Regions from separate parts of the Homo sapiens genome. Here region 1 is linked to region 2. Evidence: chromatin loops called from intact Hi-C (ENCODE). Cell type or tissue: GM12878. All regions are shown on one strand. Links, peaks and the distances in the headings refer to the core of each region. The heading gives the core; the rest is flanking DNA.

Evidence for each region. Hi-C counts contacts between places; a loop is a spot of excess contacts. Peaks named below come from ENCODE experiments on the same cell type or tissue, not always from the same donor. Only the 100,000 strongest peaks of a DNase experiment are listed, where the experiment ranks them.
Region 1: it touches region 2 in a loop (2.0-fold over the local background); 3 of 110 quality-filtered maps call a loop at or near these places.

The regions. Positions count from the first base shown.
Region 1 is chr1:211,881,143-211,893,839 of GRCh38, reverse strand. No RefSeq gene overlaps it. Among named protein-coding and RNA genes, the nearest start is that of LPGAT1-AS1, 57 kb to the right of the region's middle. RefSeq lists an enhancer at 6,311-6,360. In GM12878, for the core only: no CTCF peak of the experiment used is centred there; a DNase peak (open chromatin) is centred at 6,109.
Region 2 is chr1:211,935,916-211,947,840 of GRCh38, reverse strand. It overlaps INTS7 (integrator complex subunit 7), which reads left to right. Exons shown (of 20, transcript NM_015434.4): 18 at 1,136-1,234; 19 at 2,872-3,057; 20 at 5,730-7,438. The coding sequence ends at 6,017. It also overlaps the pseudogene LOC124904505. Among named protein-coding and RNA genes, the nearest start is that of INTS7, 94 kb to the left of the region's middle. RefSeq lists enhancers at 1-282, 8,857-8,936. In GM12878, for the core only: no CTCF peak of the experiment used is centred there; DNase peaks (open chromatin) are centred at 7,770 and 8,930; H3K4me3 peaks cover 515 bases; H3K27ac peaks cover 4,082 bases.

The sequences.
Region 1 (12,697 bases), core at 2,754-10,753, 53 kb after region 2:
AAAATGGGTTAAACCTGGTCCTGCCCCAAAGTAACAATGCCCGCAAGGAGGGTTAGACCTTTATACAACTATAAAGCAAGACAGAACATAATGCTATAATATAATAAAGATACAAATATAATTCACTGGGATACACAGGGGAGAAAGTATTTGAGACCAAATTGTGGCTAAGGCATCCCAGGTCCAGTTTGGGGTAGGGGGAGATTACTGCATACTTGGATGCCCAAAGAAACCCCAAAATGACCAAAGTTGTTTCAGGCTTTTGTGGGCACTGACCATTTACGGATGTGTGACCAGCAACCTGTACAACCCTGAACAGAAACTTATTGCTGCGAGCTGTTGCCACTGTTTACAGAGCATGGTGTTGTTGGTGCAGTTGCCTTGAAACCTTTGTTCCGAGGAGTCCCACTTCCCTCCCTCATTCCCCATCTCAGCTCTGCTGCCTGACCAATTGGCTTCCATTACTTGTGCTGTAATCACCGTGAGCCTGTGGCTGGTAGGGGCTGGCAAAAGGTTCAGTATGGATATTTATTTCCCATGCATCTACCAAGGGAAATGAATTTGCACGTGCCATTTGCAAGCTATTTGCAAAGTGTGCAGTACATTCTGTTGTTTCCTAGAGTCTAAAAAAGTGGTTTTCAATCTCTTCTTTTTCCTATTCTAGGCTACTTTAAGCTGGGCAGAATAACCCACAGTCAATTTGCTCCACCCTTTCTCACATACAAGTGGAAAAATAATGCAAGCATACTATTGAGGCGTCAATGTAAAGTATCTTGGTGGGGGGGATTAGTTGTACATGTGCTTTCATGATCAAGGCATACATGATTCATATTCAAATTGCAATGCATAATTGTCTTTAGGTATAATTACCAGAAAATTAAAGGCCAAAAATACAATTAAAACAAAGATATATCACTGGTCACCTTAAGCTTCAAACAAATCCCAACTGACTTGATAATGATGAAGCTAAATTAACAGTAAATTACAATTAGAAGCAAGAATGGCAGCAGTTGGAGACCTTGACCCACACACGACAAACAACACTGATGGCAGACTGATGATAAAGCATCTGTCCACACAATGCCAGGGATGGGCAAGGCTCCAACAGTGTCGGGCCACGCTTTCTCCAGAGGCCAAACTTCTCAGGGGAATACAAAATCAGAAGCCTCAATAAAATTTGGTAGCACACTGACTTTTATTTATAAATTCCAAACTGGGTTAACCTGTAATCATTCACTTAGCAAGCTTTTAGTAAGTAGGTCTTAGATGTACATAAAAATGAGTGTGGATGAATTTGTAAATAGCTCTTCCTAAAGATAATTATTTACAGTAGTTCATCCTAAAGGGAAGACTTGCTTTCTTGGGTCAGTTTGCAGCCCGTCAGGTGGGTCTTGGGTAGCATTTAAGAATCACTGGTTGGGGCCAGGTGTGGTGGCTCATGCCTGTAATTCCAGCACTTTGGGAGGTAGAGGCGGGGGGATCACCTGAGCCCAGGAATTCAAGACCAGCCTGCGTAACATGGCAAAACCCTGTCTCTACAAAAAATATGAAAAAATTAGCTGGGTGTGGTGGTTTGCACACCAGCTACTTGGGATGCTAAGGCAGGAGGATCTCTTGAGCCTAGGAGGTCGAGGCTGCAGTAATCCATTATCGCACCATTGCACTCCAGCCTGGACAACACAGTAAGACCCTGTCCCCTCCACCCCCCACCAAAAAAAAAAAAAAAAAAAAAGACTGGTTAAAAGGCATTGGAATGCAACTGAATTGTTTGTTATATGCAGGGGTCTTAGACTAAGAGACATGAGAAGTGAGAACCAGAGACATTTGTTTCAACTCTCTTGCTTTCTACTATAAGAGTTATGTCAGGACCTCAGGCAAAAGCTAAACATTCCAACCTGACACCACCAGTTAGGTTAGTACACAGGCTACTGTGAGTTGGAAGATTTCACCCTTGCTAATTTAAAAGAAGCAACTTCCTCAAAGCAACAAAGGTGAATGTCAGCAATTCACAGAAGCGTTATATTTTACCTTTGGCTTAAAAATTAGACAAAAGACTAGGAAACAGTCTGCCAGAAAACCTAACAGCACCCATCTCCAAAGGGTGCAATACCCAGGTAACTCTACCTTAGAAAATAACACTTCACAATTGTGTAACACTTTAACCTCTCCAAACACATTTGCATGTGTTACTGCAATCTCCAGAAAAAAGAGTGAGTTTCTGAGGTGTCCTGACTCCCTGACCTCTTTTTTCTTACCTCAACTCTCTCCTTTGGTCCACATGCCTCTGGATTTGTTCCTTTCTCTCTTGTTCTTTCCGTTCAGTTTCTCAGTTCCTGCTTCAGTAGCTTGCTCAGGCCTTGCTTATCCTTAAAATGCTACAGGACTTTTCAGGGTTACTCTGAGTTCAAAAGGAGTCAACATATAACTCAACCTAGATTTGTTGAGTCCTTTTTCAAGAATAAAACTATTTGGCTTTTGGTTGGGCATGGTAGTTCACACCTGTAATCCTAGCACTTTGGGAGGCCAAGGTAGGAGGATGGTTTGAGGCCAGGAATTAGAGACTGATTTGAGAAACACGGCAAAATCCCATCTCTACAAAAAAATACAAAAATTAGCCAGGCAGGGTGGCTCATGCCTATAGTCCTAGCTACTCTGGAGGCGAACATGGGAGGATCACTTGAGTCCAGGAGTTCCAGAGTAAGCTATGATTGTGCCATTGCACTCCAGCCTGGGTGACTGAATGTGGCCCTATCTCTAAAAGTTAAAATTTTAAAAAAAGATATGGCATTCTGAATGAGTATGGTAGGGCCCTTTATGTGAAGCCCCTTCATTCCTGGATAAATAATTGAAGGTAAGAAGGTTTGGGAATCATCAGCCCCCTTATGTGTAGCATAGGCTATCGCAGGCCTCTAGCCTCACTGAGTCAGCCAGCACGAGCTGTGAAACCTAAGTTCAAAGTCACTGGAGTAGTATTATGGGTTGAATGTTTCCCCCTCCCCTTAAGTTCATATGGTGAAGTCCTCCTAACTTCCTGTACCTCAGACTGTGACCTTATTTGACTAGACTCTTCATAGAGGTAACCAAGTTAAAATGAGGTCATTGGGGTGGGCCCTAATTCAGTTGTGTCCGGAATTGGTGGCTTCTTGGTCTCACTGAATTCAAGAACGAAGCCGCGGACCCTCGCAGTGCGTATTACAGTTCTTAAAGGCCGCGTGTCCGGAGTTTGTTCCTTCTGATGTTCGGATGTGTTCGGAGTTTCCTCCTTCTGGTGGGTTCGTGGTCTTGCTAGCTCAGGAGTGAAGCTGCAGACTTTCAGTGAGTGTTACAGCTCTTAAGGTGGCGCGTCTGGAGTTGTTCGTTCCTCCCAGTAGGTTCGTGGTCTCACTGGCTTCAGAAGTGAAGCAGCAGACCTTCATGGTGAGTGTTGCAGCTCACAAAGACTGAGTGGACCCAAACAGTGAACAGCAGCAAGATTTACCGCAAAGAGTGAAAGAAGGAACCTTCCACACTTTGGAAGCACACCCTACCAGGTTGCCACTGCTACCTCAGGAAGCCTGCTTTTATTCTCTTATCTGGCCCCACCCGCATCCTGCTGATTGGTCCATTTTACAGAGAGCCGATTGGTCTGTTTTACAGAGAGCTGATTGGTCCATTTTCACAGGGTGCTGATTGGTGCATTTACGATCCCTGAGCTAGACACAAAAGTTCTCCACGTCCCCACTAGATTAGCTAGATACAGAGTGTAGACTGGTGTATGTACAAACCCTGAGCTAGACACAGAGTGCTGATTGGTGCATTTATAAACCTTGAGCTAGATACAGAGTGCCAATTGGTGCATTCACAATCCCTTATTTAGACATAAAGAGTCTCCAAGGCCCCGCCAGATTAACTAGATACAGAATGCCGATTGGTGCATTTACAATCCCTTAGCTAGACATAAAGATTCTCCAAGTCCCCACCAGACTCAGGAGCCCAGCTGGCTTCACCCAGTGGATCTTGCACCAGAGCCGCAGGTGGAGCTGCCTGCCAGTCCCCCGCCGTGCGCCCGCACTCCTCAGCCCTTGGGCGGTCATGGGACTGGGCGCCCTGGAGCAGGGGGCGGTGCTCGTCGGGGAGGCTCCGGCCGCGCAGCAGCCCACGGCGGGGGGCGTGGGGGAAGGCTCAGGCATGGCGGGCTGCAGGTCCCGAGCCCTGCCGCTCCCAGTGCGGGGCCCGCCGAGCCCACGCCCACCTGGAACTCGCGCTCGCCCGCAAGCGCCGCGCGCAGCCCCGGTTCCCGCCCGCGCCTCTCCCTCCGCCCCTCCCGGCAAACTGAGGGAGCCGGCTCCGGCCTTGGCCAGCTGAGAAAGGGGCTCCCACAGTGCAGCGGCGGGCTGAAGGGCTCCTCAAGCGCGGCCAGAGTGGGCGCCAAAGCCAAGGAGGCGCCGAGAGCGAGCAAGAGCTGCAGAGGGCTGCCAGCACGCTGTCACCTCTCAGAGTGAGATACTGGTATGGCTTGTATCTTATGAGAAGGGAAAATGTGGACACAGAAAGATAGTGGAAGATAATGTAAAGACACAGGAGAAGACAGCCAGCTACAAGCCAAGGTGAGAGGCCTGGAACAGATCTTTCCTTGACGGCCCTCAGAAGGAACCCCATCCATTTTTTTTTTTCGGAGATGGAGTTTCGCTCATTGCCCAGGCTGGAGTGCAGTGGCTGATCTTGGCTCACTGCAACCTCCTCCTCCGGGGTTCGAGTGATTGTCCTGCCTCAGCCTGCCAAGTAGCTGGGATTACAGGCGCCTGCCATCATGCCCAGCTAATTTTTATATTTTTAGTAAAGAGAGGGTTTCACCATGTTGGCCAGGCTGGTCTCGAACTCCTGACCTCATGGGATCCACCTGCCTCGGCCTCCCAAAGTGCTGGGATTACAAGCGTGAGCCACCATGCCTGGCCCCTGGGGCCCACATTTTGATCTTGGACTTCTGGCCTCTATAACTGTGAGAAAACAGAATTCTGCTGATTAAGCCATCCAGTTTGTGGTACTTTGCTATAGCAGCCCTAGCAGGCTCATTTAGACAGCAGCTAGCCCAGAAGACTAATTTTTCTCACCTCCTCATAAGATGGTTTTAATAATAAAATGAGCTAATAGAACTAAAGCCCTTTGCAAATAGTTAAAGCTACAATTAAGATGAAAGGGTTTCATATCACTATGATAACAGTCCCTGGCTGCCATATTTAAAACTACTGGATTTTTAAAATTACCCGTCTTCTATGCATACAACTGAATCCTTTTCCTGGATATATTTTTCTCTGTAGAACACATATCACCTTCTAACATACTATGTTTTACTTATTTATTTTGCTTATTCTCTGTCTCTTCCCACGAGTAGCAAAGCTCCATGAAGGCAGGGACTTTCTGTTTTGTTCACTGCTAGTCTCCAGCCTGGCGCATGGCAGGTCCTCAGCATGCACTTATCATTCATGCATGTTGGATGAATGATAAATACACATTTACTCCTTATCTTCATCAGGCTATTGTCTACTGATCCTTTAAGGCCTAACTCAGGCCTACTCTTTCTTAGGAAGCCTCCCCACGCCACTTTCCTCTTTCCTAGTTTGGAGCTTCCCCTCCATTCTCTTACATGGATCTTTCCAACAATGCAGGGACCACATTGTGTTTGTTTCCATGACTCCCTCGCTGTGGGCTTTGGAGGTGAGGAACACCCAGGTCTATATACCCTGTAGTCAAAGGAGGCGGCTCTGTGCCTGGCCCTTGGTAGGCACTCTGTGCTTCTCTGTTGAGTGAGGCAGTAGCTAGGGAACAAGGGAAGGGCATGGGCAGAGGGTGGATCAGAGGTGGCCCACAAGGGGGTACTGACCTCGTAGCCTAGGCTGTGCCCTTGAGCTACAATAGTCAACAACACTAAACACTGAAAAGGAAGCCCACCACCACAGGTTGCTGGAACCACAGAGGAAACCAAAGTGGAGAAGAGTGAGGCCAGCTGGGAGGATGACCTCACGGTTTGGAATAGAGGAAGTAAAATAAAAATTGATAAATCAGAGCAGAGATATGGAAAGCCACTTTAAAGAGAAAACAAATGAAAGTTTCCTGGAAATGCAAAACAGGAGTTTCACCTGATTAATATGTTCACATAACTGAATATAGAATGAGTCATCTGGGGCTGAGATGGGGCATGGGGTTTGTCAATTAAGAAATTTTGGTTAGAGGTCAGGCGCGGTTGCTCACACTTGTAATCCGCACTGTGGGAGGCTGAGATTGGCAGGTCACTTGAGGCCGGGAATTCAAGACCAGCCTGGCCAACATGTCGAAACCCCGTCTCTACTAAAAATACAAAAATTAGCTGGGCATGGTGGTGGGCCCCTGTAATTCATTACTCAGGTGGCTGAGGTACAAGAATCACTTGAATCCGGGAGGTGGAGGTTGCAGTGAGCTGAGATTGCACCACTGCACTCCAGCCTGGGTGACAGAGCAAGACTCTGTCTTAAAAAAAAAAATTTTTTTTTTGTTAGAAAAGGGAGAACTGGCCAGGTGTCATGCTCATGTTGTAATCACAGCAATTTGGGAAGCCAAAGTGAGAGGATTGCTTGAGCCCAGGAGTTCGAGATCAACCTGGGCAAGATGGTGAGACCCCCCACCTCGATTAAAAAAGAGAGAGAGAGAAAAGGGAGAACTAAGAGGTCTTTGTCAGCTGAGCTGTTGGCTAGAGAGTGCCCGGACTGGGGATGAAGATAGCAGATCTTCCTGGGAAGTCTTTGATGGGAATTAAATCTCAGAGGTGGGGGCAGGGCCGGTCTAGTAAAGGGAGGCCAGAATGATTAGCAAGTAGTTGGAGGTGGGGCTCAAATATAATAGTATAATTAATGGTAAGAATTCTCTGCCCCATGTGGAACATGGTGGTGGTGTTTGCATTTACAAAGGTAAAAAGTATGGGCCAGGGCAATGGCTCATGCCTGTAACCCCAGCACTTTGGGAGACCGAGGCAGGAGGATCTCTTGAACCCAGGAGTTCAAGACTAGCCTGGACAATGTAGCAAGACACTATCTCTACAAAAAACCGCACACCTGTAGTCCCAGCGACTTAGGAAGACAGAGGCAGGAGGGTCACTTGAACATAGGAGTTTGGGGATCCAGTGAACTAGGATCACACCACTGCACTCCAGCCTGGGCAACAGAGTGAGACCCTATCTCTGAAACAAAAATAAAAAAGAAATAAAAAGTACAGGTAAGACCATCTGTAAAGGTCATTGTGCTCTGAGGGAAGATTTGAGAAGCTCAGCTCATGCTTCTTGTCCACAAAGAATGAGGAAAATTATCACTGGCTTGCCAGGCTGAACTGCCTTTGGTATTTCACAGTCTTGAGGGGGAAACTGTCATCCTTTGACTGTTCATTCATTCATTCATCAAACATTTTTGAGCCAGATACTGTGCTACATCCTGGGGATACAAAAATAAATGTTAACAACCAGTTCAACTAAGAACCTTGACCTCCTGGATTTGTGTAATCTATAATCCAGTTCAAACAAGCATCCTCTGACATCCCCCTGTGCTGTGGGGAGGAAGGTGGTTAGGAAGGGCAGCTCAAGCACCAGGGGCAGCAAGGCTAATCAAGCAGAACAGAAGGTCAAAGTCCCGGAAGAGGAGTAAAATGCCAATCCACCAGGGGAGTCTGGAACCAAGGCTTTGCAACCTCTCCCTGGGAATGTTGAATGGTACCCACGAGAGCAGAAATACAGCACCAATTAGGTTACAGGCACTGCCACTAAAATTCAGTGAGGCAAAATTATCATTGAACTGAAAAAGGAAAGAATTTAGTTAAACAGATCTTTTGAGAATGCCTGCAGAGTCACTGGAATGAGTTGTTGACATTCTTCATCAACACAGAAAATGTTGCCAGGGTGCCTGCAACAAAACAGATTTATGTGATGCCACTCCTGACTCCCCAGAGACCTGCCGACCTGAAGCAGACAGATTAAAGTCAGCCTGGGACACACTTCCTGATTTTAAAAACAAACATTCTTCAGGTTTTGAAAAGTGAATTTCTCCAGGAAACACTTTACACAAGTAATACCCTAGAGTGTACATATTTTGTATTCTCTATACTCTGTGAATATTTCTCATATTACGGACAGTAAGATATTCAGTGTTGACTTCGGATATAAAGGGAGTACATCCTTGAGAAGGAGAGTAGAAAGTCCTTGCCCAGTCTTTGTCCAAGTCATCATCTGTTTTCTGTTCATTAGACATTAGTAGAGGGTCTACTCTGTTCAGCACTGTGCTGGGTACCAGGGTGATGCAGCAGGAGGGAAGGAGGAGGTAGATAACAAAGGACTTGACAGGTGGCCCTTTATACGCTTCCAGCCTAATGGGAGTGGTATAGGTTGAGTTCCCTGGGTTTGAGATAGAGAACTGGGGGCAAGAGGTTTATTGGGGAGTATACCCCAAAACAACATCTGTGTGTGACTGAAGGAAGCGGGCAGAGGTGGGTAAGTTGAGCTGTAATGCAACATAAGCCTGAGCGGGCTCCATGGGACACACTGAAGCTGAGATGCCCTTCAGAGATGTCTCAAGTTGAGACCAGGGAGAGGTGTCTGTGCCCTTTATTGAATGTCATAGAGTGTAGGCTTTCCCCAGGGAAGGGGAGTAGCCTTACACAAGACAGCTCCATTCTGTGGAGGGACATTTCTGAGAAGGAGCTGAGTCTGGAGCTTTCAGCAAGCAACACTCCTAGAAGTTGGGAAAATGCGAGCCTTGGGCCTGAACGTGGGGATTTGGGCAGCACACCACAGCATCCACTATAAGGGAGCATAATACAATAGCATGAAGGGCAGTGTGACATTTTGGTGTTGTAATGAAGGTACAGATACAGTAGAATGAGCATTCAGAAGGTGGAGGGACTGCATCTGATAGGGAGCAAAGAAAGCCTCTTGTGGAGGTTGAGGCCCCTGAATATGCACAAGGCTTCCACCCCTACCCCACCCCGGGAGAAGAGCTAAGGTAATTAAATCACACATTCCCAGCTGATGGGGAAGGAGGATGGAGCAGATGGGAGGAAATAAGATTTCTGCAATTATCTCCTTCCCCAGCACTTCCAGAGTCACAGCCCCAACTGGCAATCACTTCTGACTGCCACAGTTAAAGAGCTCCTCAGGTCAGCAACCCCTTATAATATGGGTAGAGTGATGGCCACAGTGGGCCTTCAGATGTGTCCACTGACTGCCCAGCTAACTGACTTACCTGATGGAGCAAGCTGTGTTTGGTCCAGAAACAAACTGACCCAATTTCATCCCAGAATCTACAATGCCTCCCATTTTCAAAATTATTTCTTCCTATCAAGCAAGGTTATTCATTCCTTTTTCAAGAATGGCTGTCAAGACTTGTGAAACTAGAGTCATCCTTCTGCGATCAGGGTGAATGGAAGCTCAGGATGTGAGGAAGTGCATGAGGCTCCACTCTCTGGCAAAGCAAAAATAATTTTTAGAATCAGTTTTAAGATTTGTCCTTCTGTTTGGGATGCCTCCAGGCTAAAGGAAACAAATATTCCATGGATTTACCCCCAGAGAGCAACATGTCCCCTGTCCTATTTGATATTTCTGCTCAAAAAGCTGCTGTTTAACAGCTGAATAATGGTTTCCCTTCTCAGCGTTCTGTATACACTTGCACACTGCAACATACAGCTTTCTGTGCCCAGATTCAAAAGCATTTCTTCAGGTAAACAAAATTAAACAAAGAAAAGCACTTTGGCCCTATTCAGATAAAGCCTCATTTTTCTACATGTGAAATAGAGACTGGTCCTACTCAACAATCTTTGATTGCCAGGCTCTTCTATGCTAAGAGTCACTGAATTACATTGACCTGAAACAGCTAAATTGAGACCCGCTGGACGGTATAATAGTTATATATTGCTGCGTAACAAATTACCCCTACATGTAGTAGCTTAAAACAACCAACATGTGGCTGGGCGTGGTGGCATGCCTGCAATCCCAGCACTTTGGGAGGCCGAGGTGGATGCATCACTTGAGGCCAGGAGTTCAAGACCAGCCTGGTCAATATGGGAAATGCTGTCTCTACTAAAAATGGAAAAATTAGCGGGGTGTGTTGTTGCACACCTGTAATCCCAGGTGCTGAGGTGGCTGAGGCATGAGAATCACTTGAATCCGGGAGGCGGAGATTGTAGTGAGCCGAGATGCCACCACTGCACTCCAGCCTGGTGAGACTCAAAAACAAACAAACAAACACAACCAACATATATATGTCACAGTTTCTTTAGGTCAGAAGTGAGAGCAGCTCCACTGGGTGGCTCTGCTTGAAGTGTCTCATGAAGTTGCAGTTAGGATGTTGACAGGGGCTGCAAACATTTAAGGCTTGGCTGGGGTTTGCGGATCCACTTCTCAGATGCTTCAACTTACACAGCTGTTGGAAGGATGCCTCAGTTTTATGCCACATGGACCTTTTTTTGTGATATGGTAGCTGGCTACCAATGGAGCAAGTGACTCAAGAAAGAGTGGCTACAATGGAAGCCACAACGCCTTTTATGGCTTAGTCTCAGAAGTAACATAGAATAAGTCTCTGTCATATTCTATTAGAAGCGAATCACTAAGTCCAGCCCATAATAAAGGGGACGCAGATCACTATATTAGACACATTTCAAAACCACCGCAGAAGGGAAGGTGAGGGAGTGTTACATGAGCTACAGAGTGATCCCTAAGCAAAGCTGTGCTTTGCAGTCTTATCTTGGTGCCAGTGCCACCCCAGTACCCTCCCATACTTCCACCCCACTTCATTGGCTCAGCTTCTTAGGTGCATTCTCACCTCTCATCAATCCATCCAAGTCCTTTATTTTATCCCTCCCAAAGCTCTCTGTGCTCCAAGATGATCAAAACAACTGATGCACTAATCTCCTTCCAGGAAACCAGCATTTCATTAGAGAAACCTGCCTCTGCTGGTGAAAGTGAAAGTTCTCCTGGAGAAAGAATGAATGTAGAGGGCAGTTCCCTGAAGAATATTGTGGGGTGGCTGCTCAATGTACTCATAATATAGTGCCTCTCCCAGGGAGCTTGCATGCATCAAAGGAACAAAAGTCAATGTCCTGACCAGACACTTCTCAAAAGAAGATATACAAGCAGTCAACAAGTTTATGTAAAAATGCAAATGCTCACCATCACTAATCATCAGCGAAATGAAAATCAAAATCACAATGAGTTACCGTCTCATACTAGTTAGAATGGCTTTTGTTAAAAAGTCAAGGACTAACAGATGCTGGTGAGGCCGTGGAGAATAGGGGACACGTGTATACTGTTATAGTAATGTAAATTAGTCCAGCCACTATGGAGAGCAGTTTGGAGATTTCTCAAAGAACTAGAAGTTGCATTATGATTCAATCAAGCAATCCCATTACTGGGTATATACTCAAAAGAAATTAAATCATTCTACTGAAAAGACACATGCACTTTTATGTTCATCACAGTGCTATTTCCAAAGCAAAAATGTGGAGTCAACCCAGGTGCCTAACAGTGGTGGATTGGATTTTTAAAAAGTGGTACATATATACCATAGAATACTATGCAGCCATAAAAAAGAATAAAATTGTGTCCTTTGCAGCACCATGGATGCAGTTGGAGGAGGCCATTATCCTAAGAAAACTAACACAGAAATAGGAAATAAATACTGCATATGCTCATATATAAGTGGTTGCTAAACATGGGTACACATGGGCATAAGGATGGAAACAATAGACACAGGACTACTAGAGTGGGGAGAGAGGGATGGGGGCAAGGGCTAAAAAATTATTTATATCATGGATACTATGCTCACTACCAGCGTGACAGTTTCCATCATACCCTGAACCTCACCATAATGGAATATACCTCTATAACATTCCTGCACATGTACCCCGATTGTAAAATAAAAGTTGAAAAAGAAAAAAATTGGAAGTCCTAACTGGAGCAATCAGGCATGAGAAAGAAAAGGCATCCAAATAATAAGAGAGAAAGTCAAACTATCTCTGTTTGCAGATGATAAAATTCTATACCTAGAAAACCTATATCTGGTAAACAACTTCAGCAAAGTTTCAGGATGCAAAATCAAGGTTCAAAAATCAGTAGCATTTCTTTACTCCAACAGCATCCAATCTCAAAGCCAAATCAAGAATGCAGTTCCATTCACAATAGGCACAAAAGGAATAAAACACCTAGGAATACAGCTAACCAGGGAGGTGAAAGAGCCCTACAAGGAGAATTACAAAACACTGCTCAAAGAAATCAGGGATGACACAAACAAATGGAAAAATATTTCATGCTCATGGATAGAAAGTATCAATATTTATAAAATGGCCATACTGCCAAAAGCAATTTACAGAGTCAATGCTATTCCTATCAAACTACCAATAACATTCTTCAGAGAACTAGAAAAAACTATTTTAAAACTCATATGGAACCAAAAAAGAGCCTGAATAGCCAAGACAATTCAAAGCAAAAAGAACAAGGCTGAAGGCATCAGGTTACCCAACTTCAAACTATACTACAAGGCTACAGTAACCAAAACAGCATGGTACCACTACAAAAACAGACACATAGATCAATGGAACAGAATAGAGGCCTAGAAATAAAGCTACACACTTAAAACCAACTGATTTTCCACAAAGTTGACAAAAACAAGCAGTGGGGAGAAGACTTTCTAGTCAATAAATGGTGCTGGGA
Region 2 (11,925 bases), core at 3,926-11,925:
GTACCGTGAGTGCTTAAGTGCCTTTTACTCAGAAGTCCACAATGTCAATTTCCCTCTAATGGTGTTGACTCAAGCTTTTGTTAATTAATCTTACTGAATAAATGCGAGTCTGACTAGCTGATCAGGGCCTAGTTGCAACTGTTTACAGGACTCAGCAGGAGCCTGTAAGCGGCTGGGACCCTCAGCTGGACTGGCAGAGCAGAATATCTGTGTGTCAGCATACTTTATTTATCCGTTGCTGAATCGGGTCTGCAAGAACAGACCTCCCGCAGCTAGTGCCCCCGTGAAAGGAGCGCTGCCTCACTGTGGTGACTTACGAGGCCACTGAGACGGGAGTAGACTGAGGAAGGGATAGTAGACCAAGCAGGAATGGTTCTGGTTCACCTGAAGTTAAAAGTGTTCTTATGATACTTTCAGTTTTCTTCTATTAGACTGGGTAATCTTTAAAATATCTTTGAACGCTTAAATTCTGATTTTATGACCACTTTCATTAAGGCTCAAAATATTCTCTGTGGTGTTTCTGTACCTCTGCAGTCATGCTGGGATTTTCAAAACTCAGTTAAATGTGTGAGGCAGATTTGAGAAATAAGATATTTTATTAGAGTTTCAGGATTCCCCGACTATATAGTCCTCTTTCATCTGAATTCGACCAAGTTTCCACCACTGCTTACTCTGAGGACCAATGGCCATAGAGACAAGCCACCTAATGAAAGAATGAGCCAGCTCAAAGCCAAAGTCCTGCAAAATGCTCGGGCTTCTTTACCATACTGTTTATCATACTTTGCCATGTGATAGTTACTCTATATTTTAGTATCTAATATAATTGTTTAATAATATACTGATAGTTCTGAGCGCTGTAGAAATGTGGAATTTGCCTATTGCTTGGCCTCGAGGACTGTGGATTTTCTCATTTCTGTCACTTATATTTTATTGAATATACTTCACAATAAAGTAAAAATCTGTAATGAATGATTTAGTATGTATGCACAGTTCCTGGATGTGATGCCTAGTTCTTGATTGGTATGTACCTTTGTAATAATCTATATGGGCATTTGTAGTTTTATACTGAATGTACCACTTGTTGATGAAATTTGAAAATTTATTTTTATTTGATTTAGTTTCTTTTTTCCCCCAGCACACAGCATGCCTCTGCAATGCCATCATTGCTTTGCTGAAAGTTCCCCTTTCTTTCCAGAGATATTTTTTCCAGAAACTACAGTCTACCAGCATCAAGGTAATACAGGAAGAATACTAAGGTTAATATAGGTTTTAAAACCAGGTGTCTTCTGAAGATTATGTAGGACATAGCTACACTTCAGTGTGTTACCTTTGGTTTATTGGTTTTTTTGTTTTGTTTTGTTTTTTGAGACAGAGTCTCGCCCTGTCGCCTGGGCTGGAGTACAGTGGTGTGATTTTGGCTCACCGCAACCTCCGGGTTCAAGCGATTCTCCTGCCTCAGCCTCCCAAGGAACTGGGATTACAGGCATCCACCACCTCACGCAGCTGATTTTTTTATTTTTGGTAAAGATGGGGTTTCACCATGTTGGCTAGGCTGGTCAGGAACTCCTGACCTCAAGTGATCCACCCACCTCTGCCTCCCAAAGTGCTGGGATTACAGGCATGAGCCACTGTGCCTGGCTTACCTTTGGTTTTGATAAAACCTAGTTGTAAGCCATTTCTCTCCTTTATCAAGTGGTTTGGTGAAAGAAATGAATTTGGGAGTTAAACTCTCTCCCTTTTTAATTGTCAGTGCCAAATTCTATGAGACAGGCATTTGGGTAACTGGAGCTCTGTTGTTTGTCTCTCACCTCCAGGAATAAATTAGTGATTTATCACAGTAGCCTGCAAGGATCTTGAGCTGAGTCTATTCAGACCCAACTTATAGACCCAACTTAGAATGAATCAGATCCAGTAAACTGTCACCAGTTCTTCTTCCAAAGTACTTCTGCCTTTCAGTAACATGTTTTGAGGGGCTAACCAGTGAGTAGAATTAGTATTTTGAAATATTTAAGCCACTCACAATTCAAAAGCTATTTTTGATTCAGAAAATGAAATTGTTGGAAAAGGGAGAAAATTGTCACTTCTAAGAGATCTCCTGGATTATCCCTGTTAGTTAATGTCTTCAGTAAACTTTTACATCCATGCAAATGTTTTGATTACAAATAACAGAGCATTCCATTTCAAAATGACTGGAATAATGAGGAAGATTTGACGATCTAGATAAGAAGTCCTAAAGTAGGATGTCTCCAGGGTTGATCAGTAGTTCAACAACATTATCAAAAAGACTCAAATTTCTTCCATCTTTTCATTTAGCAAGACTTGGGCTTTCTTTAATTGATGTGTTTGGGATTTTTAATACATTTTTGAAGAAAAACTAATGAGAGGTGAAAAATGTCATTTGATTCATTTGTAGATATTGACTTTTTTTATAGCACAGTGACTTCGTTGTGTAGATAATCCTGGAACTTTAAGTTCATTTACATTTGAATTTAGTTTATTTAAAATTACGTAAGACCAAAGAGACAGCTCTTAGGTAATGAAAATTTATATAATGCCTTTCCCTACTAGAAGTGGTTCATTGTCAAAGAAATGCCTCACCACAAAAATTGGGAGAATAGTGCCTTTGCTTTTTTCTAATTCTCTATTATCCTCAAATAGAACTGAGGTTTGGGATGAAAACCACAGTGATGTTTAGAAGGAGGCACTTTAAAGGTACATCTGTCTCGTTGTCCTGGCACAGTCAGGTCCTGTGGGGGTGGGGGAGTGCACAATCGAATTTGTTAACCTGTAACCAGTGATTAGCACAGACATGTTTGTCGGAAGGAAGCTTGCTCTTGGTTGTTGGCATTTATTTGAGTGTTGGCATTCCAGCTTGCTCTGTCACCATCGCCCCGGAATCCTGCAGAGCCCATTGCTGTCCAGAATAACCAGCAGCTGGCGCTAAAGGTAGAGGGAGTGGTTCAGCACGGATCTAAACCAGGACTCTTCCGCAAAATTCAGTCTGTCTGTCTGAATGTTTCTTCCACACTGCAGAGTAAATCTGGACAAGACTACAAGGTAATTTAGAAAAGAGGCAGAATTGTGATACAGGTTTTATATGAGCTCATTGATGGAAGTTTTCCAGTGTTTTTCATGGTTAAATAGATTGCAGTTATACCTCCAAAGGGATCAGATGGACATAAATTAAAAGCCCACATTGGGGCTGTAAGGGGTTGATAAACACTTCTTTTTCTCTCCCTGAACCAGTTGATAGAGACAAAGCATCCAGGCAAAGATCAAAATATGAGTTTTATTACTGTTGGAGCTGTGGGAAAACCTAACTCCAATGCCTGGCAGCAAGGCCTTTCTAACCGTAGACCCCTGAATTGGATTTTTTCACCCAGCCTCAGTCAGTACGTATGGGAGCCTGCCCCTATAAAATTTATGGCAGGGCACAGAGGACTCAGGTGCCCAAAGCAGAAGAGAAAGAGCAAGTGCTTACCTTCCCATGTCTGGTTCCTGCCCAGAAAGTCACCCATCAGCAAGACTCACCTCCTCCCTGCTAGGTCAGTAATATTAATCTAACGAAAGGTCTCTCTTACATCAGGAGGTCCCTTCAAACGTCAGAAGTTGGAAAATAAGTGTCTCCCTAACCCACCCAATCCCTCCCCACAAAAAATACACATCTATTTAGTTTTCTCCATTTTAAGTAAATTTTATCATTAAAAAAAGTATATAGCATTTCTATAAAATGATCAGATAAAGTAAAATCTTTTTTTAAGAGTGTAACCCTAGGGATTTGCTGCCTTGGGAACTCAGGATATAGGTAAGTAATAACCTGAATTAGGCTACATTGTTAGCCAGAGCTAAGATGCTGAATCTGTGCCCATGAAATGCCAGTGTTCGAGATAAAGAATGTTCCTTGCTTTAGACATTTATTTCCGATTCCCTGGTGGTTTATCCACAGTAAATGAAGCAAGGGACCAAGTCCACAGTTGTAGCAGCGAAGTTACTCAGATGCCCAGATTGGCTGTGTCCAGGTTTATTGTGGCATAGCATGGAAGGCAGGGTATCAGTGAAGGTATAAAAAGAGAGCATTTTATTATCTTTGGTGGTTTTAGGTTAAAAAGCCAAGGGAAGGTCTGGTTCTAAACTATTATTACTTTCTTAAGCCATTACTACTTTCTTAACTATGGCAAGTTCCTCTCACTTTGGCACTCTGTCCACTCTGACACGGCTGAGCCTTCATTCTCCTCTTTTCCTCTGTTTTGACTTCTGTGCCATACAGCATGGTACCTTATGTAGCCACTCAATAATTTGTGAATGATGAAAAAATTATTTACTATATTTAGAGTATAACTGTTAAAATTGGGTATCTGCTGTCACAGAAGGTTGTAATGAGAATTTACATAATTTATCCCTGTCTGCAACTCTCTCTTCACTTTGAATTTGAAACAGTAGTAACCATGATTCTCTTTGTTACTTGCATATAATTTCTACTGTTAAGAAAATAACATTCAAACCTAGAAGCTATGGTCTTCTGCTTGTTGACCTACCTCTCAAGAGGCATTGATTAAAGTCAGGAAGCTGATATAATAAGCCGAGTAATAACATGATTACTTTGCAGTGTTATTCACAGTGAGTTTGCAGCTTAAGATGCAGCCATCCATTCAGGGTGATCAGGTTCCCTAGGCCTATTTCTGGTCCTTTTAAGGAAGTTCTTTGGTTGGCATATTCTTTAGGGAAATAAAAACTGTACAAAGGCTAAATGTGAAAAAGTACCTGTACTATAAATAATTCTAAGACCTTGAATTGGTTGGTGACGTCAGTTCATTACTATTACAGGTAAATGTCTCTGGAAAAGTGACATGATAACTGCTCCTTGAGACACAAAGCTGCAGGGCACATTTATATAATTAATTACACCACAGAAACACGCACATAAACCTAGAGTAATTTGGTCAAATACACATTAAGATCACCTTTATTTGCATTCTCAGGATAAATCTGTCTCTTGACACGTTTCATCTTGGGTACAGGTAAGAGTACGTCAGCAGGTTTTATTCTGGTCTTTGAAGAACAAAGGCATGAGTGTCTGGCTAAATGAATGAGCCTATAAATCTGTGTTTTATAACATATTGTACTTCCAGTCTGAACAAAACAGTGCTTATTAAATGAGCAATGTACAAATGGTTCAGTTAATTTGTTAAAGGAGTAAGGAATCACTACATTAAGTAATAAAAATCAGACTAACTGTTGGGGGGGAACCTAACTTAAATTTGCTTAGTGTTTTGTTCTTTTTCAGTCTCTTAGGTTTTAAACTCTCTGGAACAGGTGATTTCATCCTATTTCTTCAGAATATCTCTTCACAGTCTAAAGGAAGATAGGGATTTAGAGATGGGGTTGAGTAAGCAAGGAAGAAAGGCCAGCATGTGAAGGGGCTGTCAACGGCTCTGGGAGCTCATTCTACTCAAGTAGAGTGAGGAGCATCACTTAGTAGTTCAGAGTGTAGGCCCTGGAGGTAGTCTGCCTGTGTTCAGATTCCTACTCCGTTCACTAATCATGTGACTTTGGAGACATTACTTAACCTGTCTGCCTTAGACTCCTCATCGGTGAAGCAAGGATGATAGCAGTACCTAATTTTTTATTGTCTGCATGGTCTAAATAAGCTCTTAGAACAGGGCCTAACTCATAGTAAGCACTGAAGAAATGTTAGCCATTGTTGTTAGTTAACAATTGTTTCATTGCAGATACCCATTGACAACATGACCAATGAGATGGAGCAAAGGGTTGAACCTCATAATGATTACTTCAGTACTCAATTTCTGTTGAACTTTGCTATCCTTGGAACACACAACATTACAGTGGAATCTTCTGTGAAAGATGCCAATGGTATAGTATGGAAGACTGGTCCCAGAACTACCATATTTGTAAAATCCCTGGAAGACCCTTATTCCCAGCAAATTCGCTTACAACAGCAGCAAGCCCAGCAGCCATTACAGCAGCAGCAGCAACGCAATGCCTACACACGGTTTTAACCATGGAATGAATGCACTGCAGACTCTCAAGAGATCAATCAAATTGCCAGAAACAGTTTGGTTTTTCATATGGAATAAGTATTAAAGTTACAGTGTAGTTCATTTATTCATTGATTTTTGTAATGTAATATTCTGGAAAAAATTTTGTTTTCTTAAAAATTTTGTCTGACAGCTGGGCGTGGTTGCTCACGCCTGTAATCCCAGCACTTTGGGAGGCTGAGGTGGGCGGCTCACGAGGAGATCAAGACCATCCTGGCTAACACAGTGAAACCCCGTCTCCACTAAAAAATACAAAAAAATTAGCCAAGCATGGTGGCAGGCGCCTGTAGTCCCAGCTACTTGGGAGGCTGAGGCAGGAGAATGGTGTGAACCTGGGAGGCGGAGCTTGCAGTGAGCCGAGACTGTGCTCCAGCCTGGGCGACAGAGCGAGACTCCGTCTCAAAAAAATAAATAAATACATTTTGTCTGAAAAATAACTGGGATCCTGGCCAGAAAGATTGTTCTTTCTTGTTTTATTATTAGTTTTTTCTGTTGCCAAGCTTTTTTTTCTTTCAAGAATAGTCACATGTTGAGATCACTGAATTGGTAAATTTGACCGCTACTCTTCCAAAATACATCATTTGCTGCCTGACTTAGACCTAGGATTCTGAGTTGTTCATTGGGAGGTTCTGACCAGTCACTACAAGGTTTATCCATGGTAGCAGAACCTGAGTCCTTCTGTAGATGGACTTGAAAGTGTTCCGTGCAACATCCAGCCTTCTGGATTATGAAAGCCCACAGTCTAACAGTATTGAAACATCCTGCTGTATTAGTTCAACCACATATTTATCTCTTCCTGTGCTAAAGCAGTCTTTATTATTTTCATATTTAATTGAAACAAAGAGCAGCTAGCAATTTCATAGAAAATTAATTTGTTTTTTCTGATGTGTCTGCAACTGTGTATAATACAGACATTTCACATTGTTTCCAAAAGTGAAGAACACTCATTTAATATCTTCAATGTTTTAAGTTAGAAGGGGTGGATCTTTTCCTTTGGTTGGTGATTGGTTTGGTTTATACTTGATGAGTTATGCTAGACTGATTGTTTAGAGAGAGCAGTCTCTTTATTACACAGGCTCAGTTTGTTGGGATGCTCAGGGAACAGAGTTTTCTGGTTAGCCAGAAAACCCCCTTTTTTCCTATTTTAATTCTGGTTGAAAACCATGATAAAATAGACTTTCTTAGCACAGTATGGTAGATATAACTTAACTGCTTTTTGATTGGGGATCATTTAGGGCTTCAGGATCACGATTTCTAAACATCAGGGATCATATGGTTGCAGATGCCGATGCTATAAGTAATTTGGCCGGATGCAGCTCCTAAGGTAAAGCAGGGTACTTTCCCTGGAATTTCCTTTTTAAATAAATATCTGTTTCTTTGCTTGTGTTTTGCCTTTTTCTCTTCAAAGTCAACATTAATTCAAAGGAGAATGGAGCTTAAGATAAAAAATAAAAAGGGGTTGTTGTTTTTTTTTTCTTTCTTGTCATGCGGCCTCTGGGACTGAGAAGTGATTTGCAACTTGGGTCTCTCCAAGATTGCTTGCCTTCATGAGCACAACCCATTGTACTGCTAACAGCCAGAACATTCTCATAAAATGTGTACAGATCTACAGTGTCCACGGTTGAATGACATCTCTTCAGATGCAGCCCAGTTGTATGAGGTTCACACAACCTACACAGTCATCTCAGCACCTGGGAACACGTGCTTAGGAAAAATTGCCAGAGCAGTGCAGAACCCCTTGTTCTTTTACCAGGTGTGGAAACAGCTGAATCAGAAAGCCTGGGTTTCACTCTTGGTTCTGGTGAATTAGCTGTGTGACCAAGCAAGTCACTTTACCTCTACATCTTAGGGGTTTTTTTTTTTGTCTGTCAAGTGACTGAATTAGACTGGTTTTCTGGATTCCAGCCTAGAGTTGTATTATCAAGTGACTGAAAGACTAAAAACAAACAAAAACATTTCTTAAATTGGAGATCTTTTTTATTTGTAATTAAGTGGCTATTTTCAGGGTTAAAGTTTACAATGTGGATTTCAAGCTTCTGGTGCCATTCAAGGTAGATTTCTCCAAAAAAGAAGCAAATCTTGTAAGCCATCAATTCCCTTTGAGAACTTCCCAAATGTTATGTTCTTAAAAGATAGGTTTTGATAGCTATGTTTATGAACTTTTTAACTTGGTGTATTATGGGCTCCTGGCACAAACTCAGAAAGGAATTTTTTTTTTTTTTTTTTGAGACAGAGTCTCGCTCTGTTGCCCAGGCTGGAGTGCAGTGGTGCAATCTCAGCTCACTGCAACCTCTACCTCCCAGGCTCCGGTGATTCTCCTGCCTCAGTCTCCCGAGTAGCTGGGATTACAGGCATGTGCCACCACGCCTGGTTAGTTTTTATATTTTTTAGTAGAGATGGGTTTCACCATGTTGGCCAGGATGGTCCCAAACTCTGGTGATCGCCCGTCTTGGCCTCCCAAAGTGCTAGGATTACAGGTGTGAGCCACCGTGCCTGGCCAGGAATTATTAAAATAAAAGCAAGTCCAAGAAGTTCAGAGTATAACTGAACTGAACATAACTCTGAAGCAAGAAAGACTTATTTTAGTATGTCCATTAGATCCAGGATTGGAACTCTGATTTTGTTTAGTAAAATATCTACTGAATTTTTGGCATCAACTGTTAAATGGTTATTTGTGGTGGGGGAAGCTGTTTATAACTTCAACACTACACTAATGAATGAAAAGAAAAATGAGATGCAGAAAAGAAAGATGCATACTAATTGTGAAGTGGGCATGTTCCCTAAATTTAGAAATATGAAGGGCACTTGCTGGTTAAAGCTAGGAAGACAGGACTAGTTTTTCTCAGTGCTTCGTCACTTTGCAGTGCAGTAGTGTTTCCTTATCTGCAGTTTTTGCTTTTCACTTTCACTTTGCTTTTCAGTTTCAGTTCCCAGAGGTGAAGATAGACCACATTCACATAATTTTTATTACAGTATATTGTTACAATTGTTCTATTTTATAATCACTTAATCTCTTTACTGTGCCTATTTTATAAATTAAACTTTGGCATAGGTGTGTATGTATAGGAAAAAATGTAGTGTATATAGGGTTTGGTACTATCCTCAGTCATAGGCATCCACTGGGGATCTTGGAACGTATCTCCTACTGATAAGGGGGACTGCTGTGTAGTCCAGTGACTGAGAGCACCAGCCTTTGGGGCCATACTGCCGAGGTTCCAATCTTAACTTTATGACCTTGGACAAGCTACTTAGTCTCTCTATGCCTCAATTTCCTTATTCCTAATAGAGAAACATATTAGTGTTTCATGGGGTAGGTATGAGAATTAAGTGAGTTAGTATAGAATTTACTTAGAACATGCTTGGCATATAGTAAAACAGATATATAAGCATTTGCTTTTATTATTACTACTACTGTCATTATCCTCCTTAGTATTTTTTTTTCCAAAGTGTTAGATCAGTTCTCACTGAGCATTTTATTACCTTGTCTCTGCTATTAAACACATTTAAGCTATCTTTCCTAATGCAATTTGGGTACATTGAGTAATAATGATCTAAACAAAATAGAATTTCTGTCTACTATGCTATAAATCATTTAATTAAAATATGTAAAGGCAGACATACAAGGAAATATATGTAAATACATTCTGCTGATTGCCTTCAGTGATGATAGCAATAGAATGTTGACTATTCAGAAATTAATGTATTCCAGCTTAAACTAAGACCTTCAGACATAACCTTTCTAGCGCAAACCAACCAAGATAGCAGGCAATTTGCAACTGGGGAATATGCCATTTCTCATGTTAAGATACTGTTCAGAGAAGAACAAACCAATTAGACAAGATCCTCAGACTAGGGTCCCAGAGAAGTCAGTTTAAATTCTATTTATAAGACTCATCATTAATCCTTAGATAAGTCACTTGATCTTTCTGTGCCAATACCTGCCAACAGAATATTGAGAATAAGATGACCTGGCACTTGGTATGTAGAGTATAGGCACCACTGACCAACAGAACTTTCTGTAATGATGGAGGCGTTCTAAATTTGCACTAACCGCTACAGCCACTGGCCACATGTAGCTATTGAGTACTTAAAATATGGCTAGTGTGATTGAGGAACTGAATTAATTTACTTTTAATTCAGTTAAATTTAATTATTTTATTTATTTATTTATTTATTTATTTATTTATTTATTTAGAGATGGAGTTTTGCTCTTGTTGCCTGGGGTGGAGTGCAATGGTGCGATCTCAGCTCACTGCAACCTCCGCCTCCCAGGTTCAAGTGATTCTCCTGCCTCAGCCTCCCAAGTATCTGGGATTACAGGCATGTGCCACCACACCCGGCTAATTTTGTATTTTTAGTAAAGGTGGAGTTTCATCATGTTGGTCAGGCTGGTCTTGAACTCCTGACCTCCAGTGATCCACCCCCATCGGCCTCCCAAAGTGCTAGGATTACAGGCATGAGCCACCATGCCCGGCCTCCTTCAGTTAAATGGCTTCATGTGGCTACTGCCTATGGAGTTGGAAAGTGCAGGGAATGAAAAATGAAAAAATGAGAACTGTTACCTTAAGACCTAGATGACCCTTAAGTGGATTTCTAGATAAGGGGGCCTACATTGGAATTCTTTGACTCACTAAAAGTTCCACACGAAAGAGTGTATAGATGACAAGGAGGGTATTTAGGTTCATGCGTTTGCTTTGCTTCTAGTATTAAATACTATGTTGAGGCCGGGCACGGTGGCTCACGCCTGTAATCCCTGCACTTTGGGAGGCCGAGGCGGGCAGATCACAAGGTCAGGAGATCGAGACCATCCTGGCTAACACAGTGAAACCCCGTCTCTACTAAAAATACAAAAAATTAGCCAGGCGTGGTGGCAGGCACCTGTAGTCCCAGCTACTTGGGAGGCTGAGGCAGGAGAATGGTGTGAACCCAGGTGGCGGAGCTTGTAGTGAGCCGAGATTGCGCCACTGCACTCCAGCCTGGGCGACAGAGCGAGACTCCGTCTCAAAAAAAAAAAATACTATGTTGCTCAATCAAACCCTGTTCTTTGCACAATGCCTTGGACTTAGCCTTTACCAGTCACATAGACAATAACAGTATGATGAGATGTAGTGAGAAGTCTAAAGTCTGGTGAGTTGGCTTAATTTGATTTTATTTTCTTCCTTCAACCATAATAATATGATATCCAGATTTTGTCTTTATGGAAGGATCTGTAAACACAGGCTTACCCATCCCACTTACAGGCAAGGCAAATGCTGCTTCTTGAAAAGCGGGGGTCTGGGTCATTATCCTCCTTACCCAAGTTGTCCCCTGGCCTGGCTTTTATCTTCACTATATTGTGGAGACACTTCATTGAGTCTCATACTAGATTTTAACTTTTCCATGGCTTCCGTCGTTTTGCCATGTTTTTCGCGTAGAATGTGTCTGTTTGCTGTGTCGCCACCCACTTTGGGGCCCTGAGCCTTCTCATCAGCACTGTTGCTCCCAGAGACATGTCCCCATTTCCCCCTTTTCCAGAACCGTTTTTTCCTTTGGGCATCATTTTTGAAATTTGCTGTTCTAAAAATATTTTGTTGTTGTTTCCAGATAATTTTTTAAGTAAAATTAATAAAGATGGGGTAATGCCAAATGAATTATAACAATCAGGAAAAAAATGAGCATCTCAAATACCCAGAAAGGATGTTTTGAAGAAAATTACATGGTATGCAGAGAAGAAATACTCTCTAACTCAACTTTCTTTGGTTTTCTTGGTGATTTCATTTGAGGGTTTTGATGAATTTATTTGTGGTGATGAGTTAAAAATGTGTAAAGGATTAGGACAAATAAAAGGGAACTAAATTACACTAAGGAATTATGAGAAGATACCGGTGTC